2 separate regions of the Homo sapiens genome follow, and region 2 is linked to region 1. A link is a contact called in ENCODE Hi-C data. All regions are on one chromosome and are shown on one strand. Each heading gives the region's core, a stretch centred on a gene start or an enhancer-like site at or near the end of the contact. The rest is flanking DNA. Distances are from core to core; before and after follow the strand shown.

Evidence for each region. Hi-C counts contacts between places; a loop is a spot of excess contacts on that map. Pooled maps may share reads with other maps.
Region 2: a loop to region 1 is called in a pooled map, with 2.6 times the contacts of the local background. The contact joins the enhancer-like site here to the promoter of SLC60A2 in region 1. A Hi-C loop is called at or near these places in 2 of 37 single-sample maps with no recorded cell type and 7 of 50 pooled maps.

What each region holds. Positions count from the first base shown.
Region 1 is chr6:111,256,273-111,262,958 of GRCh38, forward strand. It overlaps SLC60A2 (solute carrier family 60 member 2), which reads left to right and starts at 3,067. Exons shown (of 4, transcript NM_153369.4): 1 at 3,067-3,455; 2 at 5,985-6,153. The coding sequence starts at 3,429. SLC60A2-DT (SLC60A2 divergent transcript) reads right to left here and starts at 2,940. Exons shown (of 3, transcript XR_001743807.2): 1 at 2,852-2,940. It overlaps LOC124901378 (a long non-coding RNA gene), which reads left to right. Exons shown (of 2, transcript XR_007059708.1): 2 at 566-1,438. RefSeq lists enhancers at 1-173, 2,717-2,776, 3,097-3,176.
Region 2 is chr6:111,840,300-111,846,985 of GRCh38, forward strand. It overlaps FYN (FYN proto-oncogene, Src family tyrosine kinase), which reads right to left. Exons shown (of 14, transcript NM_002037.5): 2 at 6,290-6,330. Among named protein-coding and RNA genes, the nearest start is that of FYN, 30 kb to the right of the region's middle. RefSeq lists an enhancer at 2,602-2,711. Within about 2 kb of position 3,537, at least 10 of the 41 ENCODE cell types and tissues checked have a DNase peak (open chromatin) inside an H3K27ac peak, as active enhancers do.

The DNA.
Region 1 (6,686 bases), core at 1,817-4,316:
TCTTCGTGAGAGATAGTTTTAATAGACTGGGTTTTTAGCAGTGAAGTTAAAGAATGATAGTTTAGTATACAGAAAGAAACAGTTATGGTGACACTTAGTTCTTCATGATGCACTGTAAGCACAAATTGGACATCACATGATAAGTAAAAAGGATGGTCCTTCTGGCAAATAAAAATTAAATAGGTCCTCACAGTGATATGCAGTCTCCAAACATGATCTGTCTAATTTCTCTCTCTCACCCAAAGTAAAAAGTTAAGTTGAAAGATTAAAACCTGCCTTCTTGTTACTATTTCACAAATACACCCAGATAGTACCAGATTAGTGACTAAAATCCAGATATTTTCCTTTTAGATAAATTAAGCCATATACATTGTAAAATACTTATTTTTTAAGAGAATCAATAAAGCTATATTTATTTTCAGTAGAAAATGTGGCTCATAGACACTTTATTTCTCTGAAATTGCCTCTCAAGAAAAAACTTGATCCTCACTATTGATCTAAGAGAAATCTGCATGAAGCAATGCTGTAGTTTATGCTTTTTTTTTTTTTTTTTTTTTTCTCAAAGGTGGTGGGTGACCTCTGGAGGCAACTGGAAAAAATATACTGCTGCTTTCAAGAGTGAAGTGGGGAATGAAGAATCAGAAAGTAGATCTTTCCATTTAGAGAAGGCTTTTTCTTTTTTTTTTTTTTACATTTAATCAGGGTGAATTAAAATATTTAATTTAAAAATGGCTTTACTGAACCTCAATTCAGTTAGGTAATTAATCAATTCAGTTAGGTAATAGCTACTAAGTATGTAATACAATGTTAGGGGAGAGACATATAACATCCATAGTTTCAATCTCATTGAGTTTATAATCTACTAAGGAACTGAAGATAAGTGCTAAAAGAACTGTAACACGAGGTAAAACCTGTGACAAGATTTAGGAGCAGCACAACTATATAGTTGTGAAACTAAACCAGCCTCAAGGCTGAAAGGCAGGTGAGAAAAGACTACCTACCAAAGTAGGTTTTGTTTGTTTGTTTGTTTGTTTGTTTGTTTTAACATGGATTCTCCAAAGATAGGTAGAAAAGTCCTGGTTTGGCGTCATTAGTCTACTTCAGCCCCTCTCTCACTGATTACGACTGAAAGACTCATGACAAAATACAAATGGCAACTACCTGCCGCCTCTGAAAAGTAAATAAAGAATTGAGGTAGGGAGTCAAAACTTAGAAACCTGCAAGGGGATGAATTTCCTGGCTTTTTTCTTCTTTTCTTGTGGTTTGTCCTGAGGAGAGACCCCAGCTGGGAACTGTTGGGTGGCATGGGTAGCTAAAACTCGAATAGAAATCTCATCTTTCTGTGCTGAAAGGAAATAACGGTTAGCCCAGAACTCTATTTTCAGTGAAAATATTTTCAGGAATCAAAGTGAAATAAAGACATTCTCATATGAAGGAATGCCAGCTGACCTGCTCTAAAATAAATGCTTGGCGGGCCGGGCGCGGTGGCCCACGCCTGTAATCCCAGCACTTTGGGAGGCCGAGGCGGTCGGATCATGAGGTCAGGAGTTCGAGACCAGCCTGACCAACATGGTGAAACCCCGTCTCTACTAAATAAAAAAATTAGCCGTGCGTGGTGGCACGCGCCTGTAATCCCGGCTACTCAGGAGGCTGACGCAGGAGAATCGCTTGAACCTAGGAGGCAGAGGTTGCAGTGAGCCGAGATCGCACCATTGCACTCCAGCCTGGGCGACAGAGCGAGATTCCGTCTCAAATAAATAAATAAATAAATAAATAAATAAATAAATAAATAAATAAAAAAGAAATGCTTGGCGGGGCATGGTGGCTCATACCTGTAATCTCAGCACTTTGGAAGGCCAAAGGCAGGCGAATCACTTGAGGTCAGGAGTTCGAGACCAGCCTGGCCGACATGGTGAAAACTCGTCTCTACCAAAAAGCGCCACAACACTCCAGCCCGGGCGACATAGGCTCTGTCTCAAAAAAGAAAACAAACAAACAAAAAAAAAAGTGGGGGTGCGGGTGGGGGGAAGACTTAATGACTAAACGAATAAGTCTGGAGAGACGGGTTGCAAGGGATGATGAGACTAAGGTTTGTAGTCTGGGAGCCTAAGTGGATGAAAGTTGGAAGAATCAGGTGGAAAAGAACATTTCAAATAGACCACAAAGAAAAGTATATAACATTTTGAGGCTGTGGTACGCTTTGTTAAAGAGCAAAAGGAAAACAATTCCTCAAATCAGGGGGGAGGGATAGCATTAGGAGATATACCTAATGTTAAATGACGAGTTAATGGGTGCAGCACACCAACATGGCACATGTATACATATGTAACTAACCTGCACGTTGTGCACATGTACCCTAAAACTTAAAGTATATAAAAAAAATTCCTCAAATCGATGCCACGCTCCACTTCTTTACAACGATGGAATTATTTCAGGAATTGGAATTATTTCAGGAATTGTGTTTGAAACCACAGCTTTGGATCCCGATTTCTTTCTTGAGCTACTGTTACACTGTTTATATACGGCCACTAATTCGATGACTGAGCTTGGGCAGATTGTTAATTATTTTCTATGACTTAATCTTTCTATCTGTACAACGGGGATAACGTGGAATTTGGAGTGTTGTGAGGGTTGAGATAATATACGTGATAACTTACACAATGACGTTCAACAAATACTTGTGGAGTGAAAGATGCGCGATTCATTGACAGATCTCAGGGATTTCAGAAAGCTGTATAAGGACCAGCTCTTCAGGCTCCCTTCGCTCCCCAGGAGACCGGGGAGCCGGCGCGAGGCGCTACAGTGTAATTCTTGGCCCCTTTTCCTCATAATGGTTTGGCCGCATTTTTACCTCTTGATTTCCCTGGTCCCAGGCTGCAACTTCAGCTCGCTCCGCCATGGGGCGCACGTCCGCCAGCCTCTGTGAGCTCAGCTAAGTATGATGCCTAGGCTAGAGAGCTACGTCCGGTCTCCTAGGCAACCATATCAACTTCCGGCTTGAGGCACGATAGCGGTTGGCGAGAGGCCACATTTCCGCCACGTGACCCGCGCATGCGCCTGCTTGCTGGAGAGCGAGCGTCTTTTGCCACGAACACCTGCGGCGTGCCGAAGTTCCTCTTCTCTGCCCCGGTTCCGGGCGGTCCGCTGGGAGGTGGCGCCCGGAGGGACACCCGTGCCTGGGGTCGGGGCCAGTGCTCTTCTCGGAGCTCCAGAAGTTCTGCTGAGAAGCGCGGCGGCAGCAAGACGACTTCTCCGGAGCCGCCGAGCTGGAGTTAGAGGTGGAGCTCCGTGGGGCCGGGCCCCCGGCTGCGGGGCAGCGGCTCCTGCAGGCGGAGGCCCCGGCGGAGAATGAGCCGGAGCCGGAGGTGGTGGTGGTCTCCTGGCAGAGCGGTGGGACCGGGAGCAAGCTGCGGTGGTTCACCACCTTGATGCTGTGTGCCTCCTTCCTGGGGCTGGTGAGAGCCGGGGCTGCAACACTCCCAGGCCGGGGCGTTCGAGTCTTGCCTTCGCCACTTGCAAACTGACCTTGGGCGCGTTACCTAATCTGACTGGGCCTCAGTTTCATCATCTAGAAAATGGGCACAATTCTAATCTTGGAGGAAATAGATTTTCTGAATACGTCTTTCAGCTCCAGCAAGCTTTTTTTTTTTTTTTTTTTGACGGAGTCTCGCTCTGTTGCCCAGGCTGGAGTGCAGTGGTGCGATCTCGGCTCACTGCAACCTCTGCCCCCAGGGTTCAAGCGATTCTCCTGCGTCAGCCTCCCGAGTAGCTGGGATTACAGGCGCCTGCCACTAAGCCCGGCTAATTTTTGTATTTTTAGTAGAGACGGGGCTTCGCCATGTTGGCCAGGCTGGTTTCAAACTCCTGACCTCAGGTGATCCGCCCACCTCGGCCTCCCAAAGTATTGGGATTACCGGCGTGAGCCACGGCGCCCGGCCCGGCAAGCCTTCCTACGTCTCCTTCGTCGGATGGGAAGGTTGCAAGAGGGGTTCACCAGGTCTTTGGCCGCTGCTCTCCGCACCCACCCACTCAACCCCCAAATTATTACACAGAAAAACTACTTTTCTGGAATTTCTTCCTGGTGATCTGACCAAATTCAGCCAACCGCTTAATTTTGCAGATAAGGAAATAGGCCCGGAGGGGAAAGTGACTTTCTGGATCACACAGCTGGTTAAGTGATAGAGCCAGAAATATGTCTTTTACTCTGCCCACCATCCTATTTATTAATAAAACCAACCTTTAGATTCTTAAATGTTTTTCTTGGAGCAAAGGGCAAGCCTAGAGGCGCCTTTTGCCAAACCCCTGGGTCGCCACTCAATTCACTTTTCGGAAACCTCCTCCTTATCACTTGATAATTATGATCCTGGGGGAGTTGAGAGGATGAGTCCTCCCAAGAGTCATGTGTGGTCACTTACCATCTCAGGGACTCTGAGCCACAGTTGTTTCTTAGAGTATTTTGATTGGGGGCGGTGGGGAGGGGTGAAGAAAGAAATCACTTCAGACTTTTGGTGAGTCGTCACTGACTTGTCCGGTCCTGTTGTAAATCCTTTGAAGACATGAACTAATTTGATTAGATTCTGTGCTCAGGCTTCTCTCGAAGTACGAGGTGCTTGCTGTGCACCTGGGCCCATAGTGGTCCGTGGTCTTGGACTGTTACGAGTTGGGCAGGGGGCGCACCCCATGCATTTAGAGCAGAGCAGGGCAATTAGAATCAGTTATTCTGGAAATGTAGACTGATTGGAAACATTTTTTTCTTTAAATGTCCAATGAATTTCCTCTGAAAGTCAATTGTAATCCTTACCTCTTGCTGACACTGCATTGAGTAAAGTTTTATTGTTAAAGTCATTCTGTACTTGGGCGTGTAATATTTTTTAAGCAACCTTTACTGACTAATTCTGATGGCGTGGAAGAAAAGTGTAGATTTAGAAACATTTAAATTGTTTATCTCCTGTATGTTTTATATGTATAGTTCAGGGGAAGGACTCCATGTGCATCCAGAAATATTGCTGTTTAACAACATAAAAAACAGGAATCATATTTTGATGTTTTGATCAAGGTTTTGACGTTTTCCAGTGGCTCAGTCAGAACTCACTACAGTCTCGACCTCAGGGCTTAAGCGATCCTTCCATCTCAGCCTCCCTAGTAACTGGGACTACAGGCATGCGCCACCACGCCTGGCTGATTTTTTTCATTTTTATTTTTGTAGAGATGGGGTTGCCTAGGTTGATCTCAAAACCCTGAGCTCAAGCAGTCCTACCATCTCTCCCTTCCAGATTGCTGGGATTACAGGTGTAAGCAACCACACCTGACTTAATTTAATTAATTAATTTATTCTTTCTGAGACAGAGTCTCGCTCTGTCGCCCAGGCTGGAGTGCAATGGTGCAGTCTCGGCTCACTGCAACCTCCGCATCCCGTGTTCAAGCGATTCTCCTGCCTCAGCCTCCCGAGTAGCTGGGACTACAGGCGCCCACCACCATGCCCAGCTAATTTTTGTATTTTTAGTAGAGATGGGGTTTCACTGTGTTGGCCACGCTGGTCTCAAACTCCTGACCTCGTGATCCGCCTGCTTCGGCCTCCCAAAGTGCTGAGATTACAGGCGTGAGCTACTGTGCCCGGCCAATTTAAATTTTTAATACCCAAATTCTTATTTGTGCATGTAATATATTTCAAAATGTACGAAACCATTTCAAAAATAGTTTTAATATTACATTTTATTAATACAGAATAGTCTTTTAAAGGTATTGTTCAGAAAGGAAACAGGATTGCAACAAAAAAATAATTTTTTAAAAACTGAGAGGTGTCAAAACAAAAAAAAAATAAGAGTTTTAGTCAAAACTAAAAAAACAGTAGTCTAATTCCCTACATTACATTGTAAATCCCAGACCCTCCGCCCCCCTTTTTTTTTATAGTGGAAGAAACTACCACATAGTTAGACATTATTTTAATGATTATAAGTAAAAACTTTTGTCTTTTTAAATTTTAGGGATTGAGTGTTGCTATAGTGGGACCCACGTTTCAAGATTTGGCAACAAACGTGAACCGAAATATCAGTAGTCTGTCTTTCATTTTTGTGGGTCGTGCCTTGGGATATTTGAGTGGCTCTGTGATTGGTGGATTTCTTGTCGATGTCATGAATTATTTTTTACTTTTGGGTAAGTAAATGCTAATTTTAGCTTCTTTATGACTGTCAAGTGAATTTACAAGTTGTCTTTGAAAATATGAAAATACTAGCATGCAGAATGGTTGGCCACTGAAATGGGTAGTGTTTAGGTGTCCTCAATGGCAGTTGAGTTTCCCTGGTACCTGCTTTCATCTTGACAGTTAGAGGGTATCTGTGCTGGGTCCCTCTGGAAATTTAGATTAGCTCTAGAGTGTCTTAGCAATCCTTAGCCTTTCCAACCACTATAATTTAGCTACCACTCCTGGATCACACACTGGTTGTCCAAAAAACTCTGCTTAGAGGGTTTAGGGCAGATTTCCTGGGGTCACCACAGATCAGAATGAGCTCTTTGAACCTGCCCAGGCTACACCCTGGATTGGGAATGAAGAGGGGAAGCGAGGTTGGGTGGACTGATGTAGGCTATGTTTTTGTTCCTGCTGCCCCATGTTGTCGTTGGACAACCCCAGAGTGCTCTGTCTCACCCTGGAAATAGATGGCAAAGCTGCTTTTTTTTTTTGAGACAGG
Region 2 (6,686 bases), core at 2,287-4,786, 580 kb after region 1:
CAGGCTCTAAAAGCCATCCCAGGTATCCTTATAAGAGGGCTGCAGAGGAAGACACACAGATGAGAAGGCAATGTGAGGGCAGAGGCAGAGACTGGAGTGATGTGGCCACAAGTCAAGAACACTTGCAGCCACTAGAAGCTGGAAAGACAGGAAACAGATTCTCTCCATCTCTGAAGGTATCGTGGCCCTGCTGACACCTTGCTATTGGACTTCTGACCTCTTAAAACTGTGGGGGAATAAATCTCTGTTGTTTTTAGCCATCAAGTTTGTGGTAATTTGTGACGGCAGGCACAGCAAGCTAACAAAGAAGGTTTTCTGCTCAAATAAAATTTTGTTGTGGGCTAAAAGTGGGCAGTAATAACCTTTTAAAGGAAAAGCTTAAATTTTTATGTATTTTTATGGCCTATACAACACCACTCTTAGAAAACTGCAGCTCTGCTCTTAAAAGTATTTAGGGGCACTGACAAAAGCATCTTTTCAGCCATTCTTCACATATATTTTATTAATAATCTTTCCTTCACATGCAATTTCAGCAGATAATAAGTCTATGCAAGGCAGACAACCAAATGATTCCAACTTCTACACAGCAGGCCTGGCTGCAGTGAAACAAATTATGCAGTATCTCATGGCTACAGGAGAAAGCCTCGGTGTAAAAACAAATGGTACAAAGTATGTAGGTGAGAGCTCGTCTTGTCTCTCCATTGTAACGTGGGCAGCATTTCTCCCCACTCTCTCCTGGCAACATCCAGCTTTTGTCATAGGGAATGATGAATGCTACTCAGATGAAGAATATACGAAATGATCCCCAAGTCTGGGAACCAGCAGTGGAAAGAAAATGAGTGTCTCATGGGCTTCCCCCACTCCCACTGCCTGCAGATGCCACCCCTGGAAGTCATTTTCACGCTTTCACAGGGCGACCACCTTGCAGGGCCAGGTCAGGTTAAAGAGGTGATTCTCTTTTCAAGGTTTCCAATTGTTCCTTGATAAAAACATCATTACTACTTTTAAAACCACAAATAAGGGAGAAAGACCTTTTAAATTCAGTGAAGAGAAAATGAAAGATGTGTAAAAAAATACCAGTTAAATTACATGAGGCTGATAATGATGGCTTCAGGACAAGAGAGCATCCACAGTGGAGGAGAAAGAGAAGGGTGCTTCAAGTCTGAGATATAGTTTTGGATCTTGCTGCTTCCTAGATGTTAGTCCTTGGGCAATTCATTCCCCTTTGGCTGAGCTTTATTTTCCTCACATACAACGTGGGGCAACCGAATAAGATAACATGTGGCCTAAAACAGTGGTTGGCCTACCAGTGTTCGTTAATGTGTAAAGAATGAATGAACTGTTCTATATCCAGGACTAAACAAGGAACCCTCAATTTTTCAACTCTTTCCTTGAATCACGCTGAAAATATTGTTATCTGCAGTTGTTCTAGATCAGTTATCAATATCCTCCTAAATTTAGAATGTCTAGGAAGAGGGATTTTTTTTTTTTTTTGGAAATTCAAATTGGCAGAGGGTAGGTATATTTTTCTTCTTAGACAGCACCGCTTAGTTTTACAATCCAGGGATTTACATAAAAGAAAGCTGGTCAGTTATTACGCATGATACATAACAACTATTTTTGGGCCAAGACTAACAATGATTGCCTTTGAGTCTAAAACAGAATTCTAAGCATGTCCCTTCCTCCTAAACACACACACACACACACACACACCCATGCATGCATTCTTGCTCTTTCTCTCCCTGCCCGCAAGTCAAAGCCACTTCCTTTTCCTGGTCCCCAGTCGCCAGAAAAGTGGGTTGTGTGAAACGTGACCCTTACTCAGTTATACACTGAGGCTGGGTCACTCCGTTGCCTGATCACCAGCAGAATGGGTCAATCTGTGTGTGAGGTTGAGAAAGGTAAATGAAGAATGTAGGCCACTTTGGCCTCCTATAGTTTCTGAGGCTGGCAGCCTGTAGTACATGTATCAGGGAGGGCCTGAGGAACAATTCCCGTCTGCACATAGGAACTGCCCTGTCCAGTGTCCATGGGTTCAGAGGCACCAGAAGCACCTGAGTCCTGCCCCTGCAACCCGCCCATGCCCACTCAGGAAGCAATGGCTCCCACAAATGGCAGGGAGTTGTGCTTATGCTATTCTTCCCTTCCTCTTCTTCACTCTCTCCCTCACCTCCCTTAAGCAACCAGTACACGCATTTGCGCGGTACACCCCAAAGCCAATGTCCCCCTATTCACACTGGAGACACATCCTCATGTCACCCCAGCAACCAGCACTGTGAGGCCTTTGGATACCCCATGTAAACACTGCTGGCCTCTGACCCCGGAAATCTTATTCTTCCCACAAAAGAAAAAACTTGTATGAATTAATTTTCCCACCTCTTAACCAGCTGCATAGAAATCATGCGGACATGGCTTTAAAGCTGGATTCCTGATGCGGCCTCAAATTTCTAACCCTCGATTACTTAGAATTAGATTTTCCCCCCACAAGACAATTATCCCCACACTAAGAATCTAGGAGGTTTTTTATCATTTCTCTTGGGACTTATTAAAACCAAAGAAACACTGAAAAATGGAGCAACTTCCATGTACATTCTACATTAACAGACCAACACATTTCAAAGAACTCACTCACTCAGAGGAAAAGTAAACAATTCTAAGGCAGGAGGTAATTTTTCTTTTTACTTTTCTTTTTGAATGACAATTTTTGTTTCGGAAGGCCTCTGTGTCTATCAAATAGGCAGTAGTGTTTGTGGCCATATTTGTGGCCTGAACGCAGCTGTCTAAACCCTGCAAACAGTTGGAATGACACTGCAGGAATTCTCGGTCTCACTGAAACTGCAGAAATGGCAGGGGCCTCTCTCATGGCAGGCACTGAAATACCTTTAATCACACCAGACAAAGGCCATCCAGGATGCACGGAAACCAAACCTCTCTCCTCAGCCCTTTGAGAGTAGTTGAAGTGGATATTATTTTAATCAAATCCTTTTAAATCACTAAATAGGATGACTCCATTTAATTAGCTTTTTACACAAAAAGCACATTTTTGTTCTGATACAACTTGATTACATATTTTTCAATTTTTAAATGGGTATGGGTTTCACTTTTTAAAAATACACTTTATACACTTAAAGCAATGATATCTGGAACTGTAACCCTCAAGAATTCTAAAAGATTCTGTGGAAAAGAAAATATTTGCTTTAATGTTTCCCTTGTGCACTACTGCGTCCCCCTCTTTTATCTTTGAACTCTCTTTGCTTGCCCAGATTAGTTCAATTTTAAGAATGATCTGTTCATTTGTCTGCTTGAAACTTTGTACTTTTGGGGAGCAAGTCAAGGAATGATGGTCTTATCGCCACATAATGCTATTAACAAGCATGGTTTCCACTCATTCATGCCTGCTCAATTTTTTAAGAGGGCCTACTATGAGTTAGGCACTAGGCTTGGCACAGATAAGGATTCTGAGCTGATAAAGCCTGCAGTTCCACAGTGAACACTGCTGTCAGACAGTCACTGCACAGATAACTATGCAACCACAATGACAGCTTTGAAGCGGCCGTGGCGATAGGGCAACCCCATCCAGCCTGGGCCTTTAGGGGAGTGTCAAGGAAGAGCTCTCTAAAAAGTAACAAATGCCGCTTTCTTAGAACTTACGAAACTTAAAAAAAAATAAGGCACACAAACATATTGTCTCAAATATTATATAAACTCCAAAGTAAGGTGGGGTATGGGAAGGGGAAAGCTCTGAGCCCAGACAGATCTGAGTAGAATCCTTACTATAACTACAGCACCTTGAGCCTCTCATAGCTCCCTCACAGGACTGCTGTCACAGTGAAGTGTAACATAGATGATATAAAGCACTCTGCATAGCAGAAGTTCAATAAACCATAGATATTAATTAATACAGAATTTATGCTAACTTGTCTTTGAGCTTTAGCATGTCAAAATAAAGCTAATTTTCCACTTCTGTCTTTACAAAAACGTTCAACTAAAAGAGGAAACTTAAAAATCCACATGAAGAACAAACACTGTAACTTTGGCAATTTTTCTCCACTGGAGTTGGCCAACAGGTATCATTTACTTATACAACAGATGCACATCCTATATTAGATTCTTCTGGATAGGTAAACACAGACAAAAAGAAAAGTTGATAGATCCGTGTTCAACAGTGTTCTACCAGCAACAGAAAAAGGTTCTGAAAGTGGAACTTCTAGAATAGAGCTTTTAAAACAGCAAACTCCCCTAAGGCAATGATTGTTTTTCAGGTCATCAACTACTTGACTGAGGAGAGGGTGCAGGCAGAGCCTTTCAGAGGTGCCTCAGACTCACTCCATCCAAGCAGCATTTCTACCCGTTTAGCTTCTCTTAATCTGGATTCCCTGTGCACTTACAGACATCCACACCACGGGTCAGTCACCCGTGTTCACTCTTTTGTTAGACACTCATTGCTCCTTCAGTCCCAATCCATAACTGGTCTTACCTGGCATTCTTTAGACTGGTGGCCAACAGCCCTTTTTCCATTTTAATTCAAGACCCAAGTCAGAAAACAAAAACAAAAACAAAATGTATTTGGTTTGTGTTTTTCAATTTAAAAGCGAGTAATTTTACTTGGTCCTGTGAAAGGGACCACTTTACTGATAAGAAAAATGAAACTTGGGGAGGAGAAATGATTTTTCTAAGGTCTAACAGGAAGTTAACAGCAGAAGTGAAGCAAAATTGAACACATTCCATTCAGTGCCCCCCACACCCCACTAACTGAGCCCTGCTGTTTGCCCGGCATGGGGCCAGGACTGGGAACCCAGATGAATGGACTTCCCCCTCCTGTGGCTGCAGGATTCACTGCCTGAGTTGGACAGGGGAGGGCAAGTCCTGCAGTCTGGGGCAAATGCCAGGCATTTCTTTGGGCTCCAAGGCACAATACTGCCCTGAGGGGGCTCCTGGCACCCATAGGCTCTTGCCTGCTGTGGACCTGGCCTAGTCCAGAAGGGTCACAGTATACTGACCTCCCATAGGCGACAGTCTTTGCCAATCCCTGGCTTCCACAGCCAAAACCTGAGTGCATGCGGATTCTAAAAAGGCTCCTTCTGCCTTGTCCTAACTAGAGCTGTGTTATTTCCCCAAGTTGCCCTGGTTTGTATGAGCTGAAAAGCCCGTGACTAGCAGTAGATCACAGGCCATCCTGCAGAAGCTAGGTGCCTGCATGGGGTCAAAGGTCAGGAGTTACTCACAATTGTTCTGGAACAATGTTTCAGATAGTATACTTCCCTAACTTAGAGACAAACGAGCTGCATTCAGAATGGCTCTAGTTCAGAAAGAAAAGCCTCTCTTGCACTCAAATCAAGATGAGAAATAACCCCAAGTCATTCTCAGATGATGAAGGGGCAGCCCCCAAGTGGCCAGGGAATTGAGGAACATAACTCAGAACAGCTGAAAAGTTACACCCAAGGCAATGTGGTTGGGCAGAGTAGTGGGGGCCGAAAAGGACGCCTGGGTGGCTAGCGAGAGCTGCGACGTCCAGCCTTTCAGTGGGGGAACTCAAGGCACCTGGGGAGGCAGAGAGACGTACAGGCAGAGAAGGCTCAGCAAACATTCAGAGAAAGAATGCATTCACAGCTCCTCACACCCACTCCATCATGGAGTTTTTCTGGATAGCTCAGCCCTCAGTCAGAGCTTCCAAGCCCCTTCTGCACAGCTCTCAGATTGTACCATCATTACCTGAGTACTTGTCAGTCACATTCACTTTTGTCTCAAGAGAGTCCAGCATGATGTCTAACACCCAGTAGGAACCAAAAAAATGTTACATTAATGAAAGAATGACCTGCTACACAGTGGCTGCAATTCAAAGATACGGCTCAGGCAGAGGTGAGCAGCAGCCATCTGAGAGTGGAGGAAAAACAACAATGAATGGACTGAAAACGACCTCCTTGACCAGCCTGAGGATAGGCGCTCCCCATTCCTCCCCAGCCTGAAGGCTCCTCAGCCATGGGACAGCTGTTCCATTCTATTTCTGGGGTGGGAGCCATAACTTATAGTCAAAACATATGTTCCCATAAATTACCAGAATTGAGTGTTACAACTAAGGGAAGGGAGAAAATAGTGGGTCCACCAAAGGAGGTAAGGTTTTCTTTCTATTTCACAAACCAGTTCCTTCTCCAACTCGACCTCTCTCTTAGAAATCTATGGACTCAGAATTACAATCCCAAATTAAAAGTGGACTTCATCCTAGGTTCCAACAGGAAGCCCTTTATAATTCACAAGGCACTTGCTCTCAGTGCAAAACTTGCCAACTTACTTTTTCCACGTTTAGATCAGCATCCTGCTTCTTCAAAAAAACTGTAGAAGAAGAAAAAAAAAAGTGAGACATCAAAAGAGAACCAAGTACTCTCTGCCTACAAACCACCCACAAAGCACCACCATAGAATTTCCATTTGTTGCAGACAATCAATTTGCCCACAAATTTTTTATCATTCACACAATTGTTGCTAAGTCACAGTTGCCACAAACACCTGTCTGAAACTGCAAAGACCTGGCCTTGTACCACCAAAGGAAGCCAGCATGAGATTTTAACTTTCTGGAATCAGGAAAGATAAGGATAGAGGCCTTGTGTGTACACACACACATACACACACACACACAAACACAAACACAAACACACTTCCCTTTTTCAGAGTCTCTACAAGTCATCAATG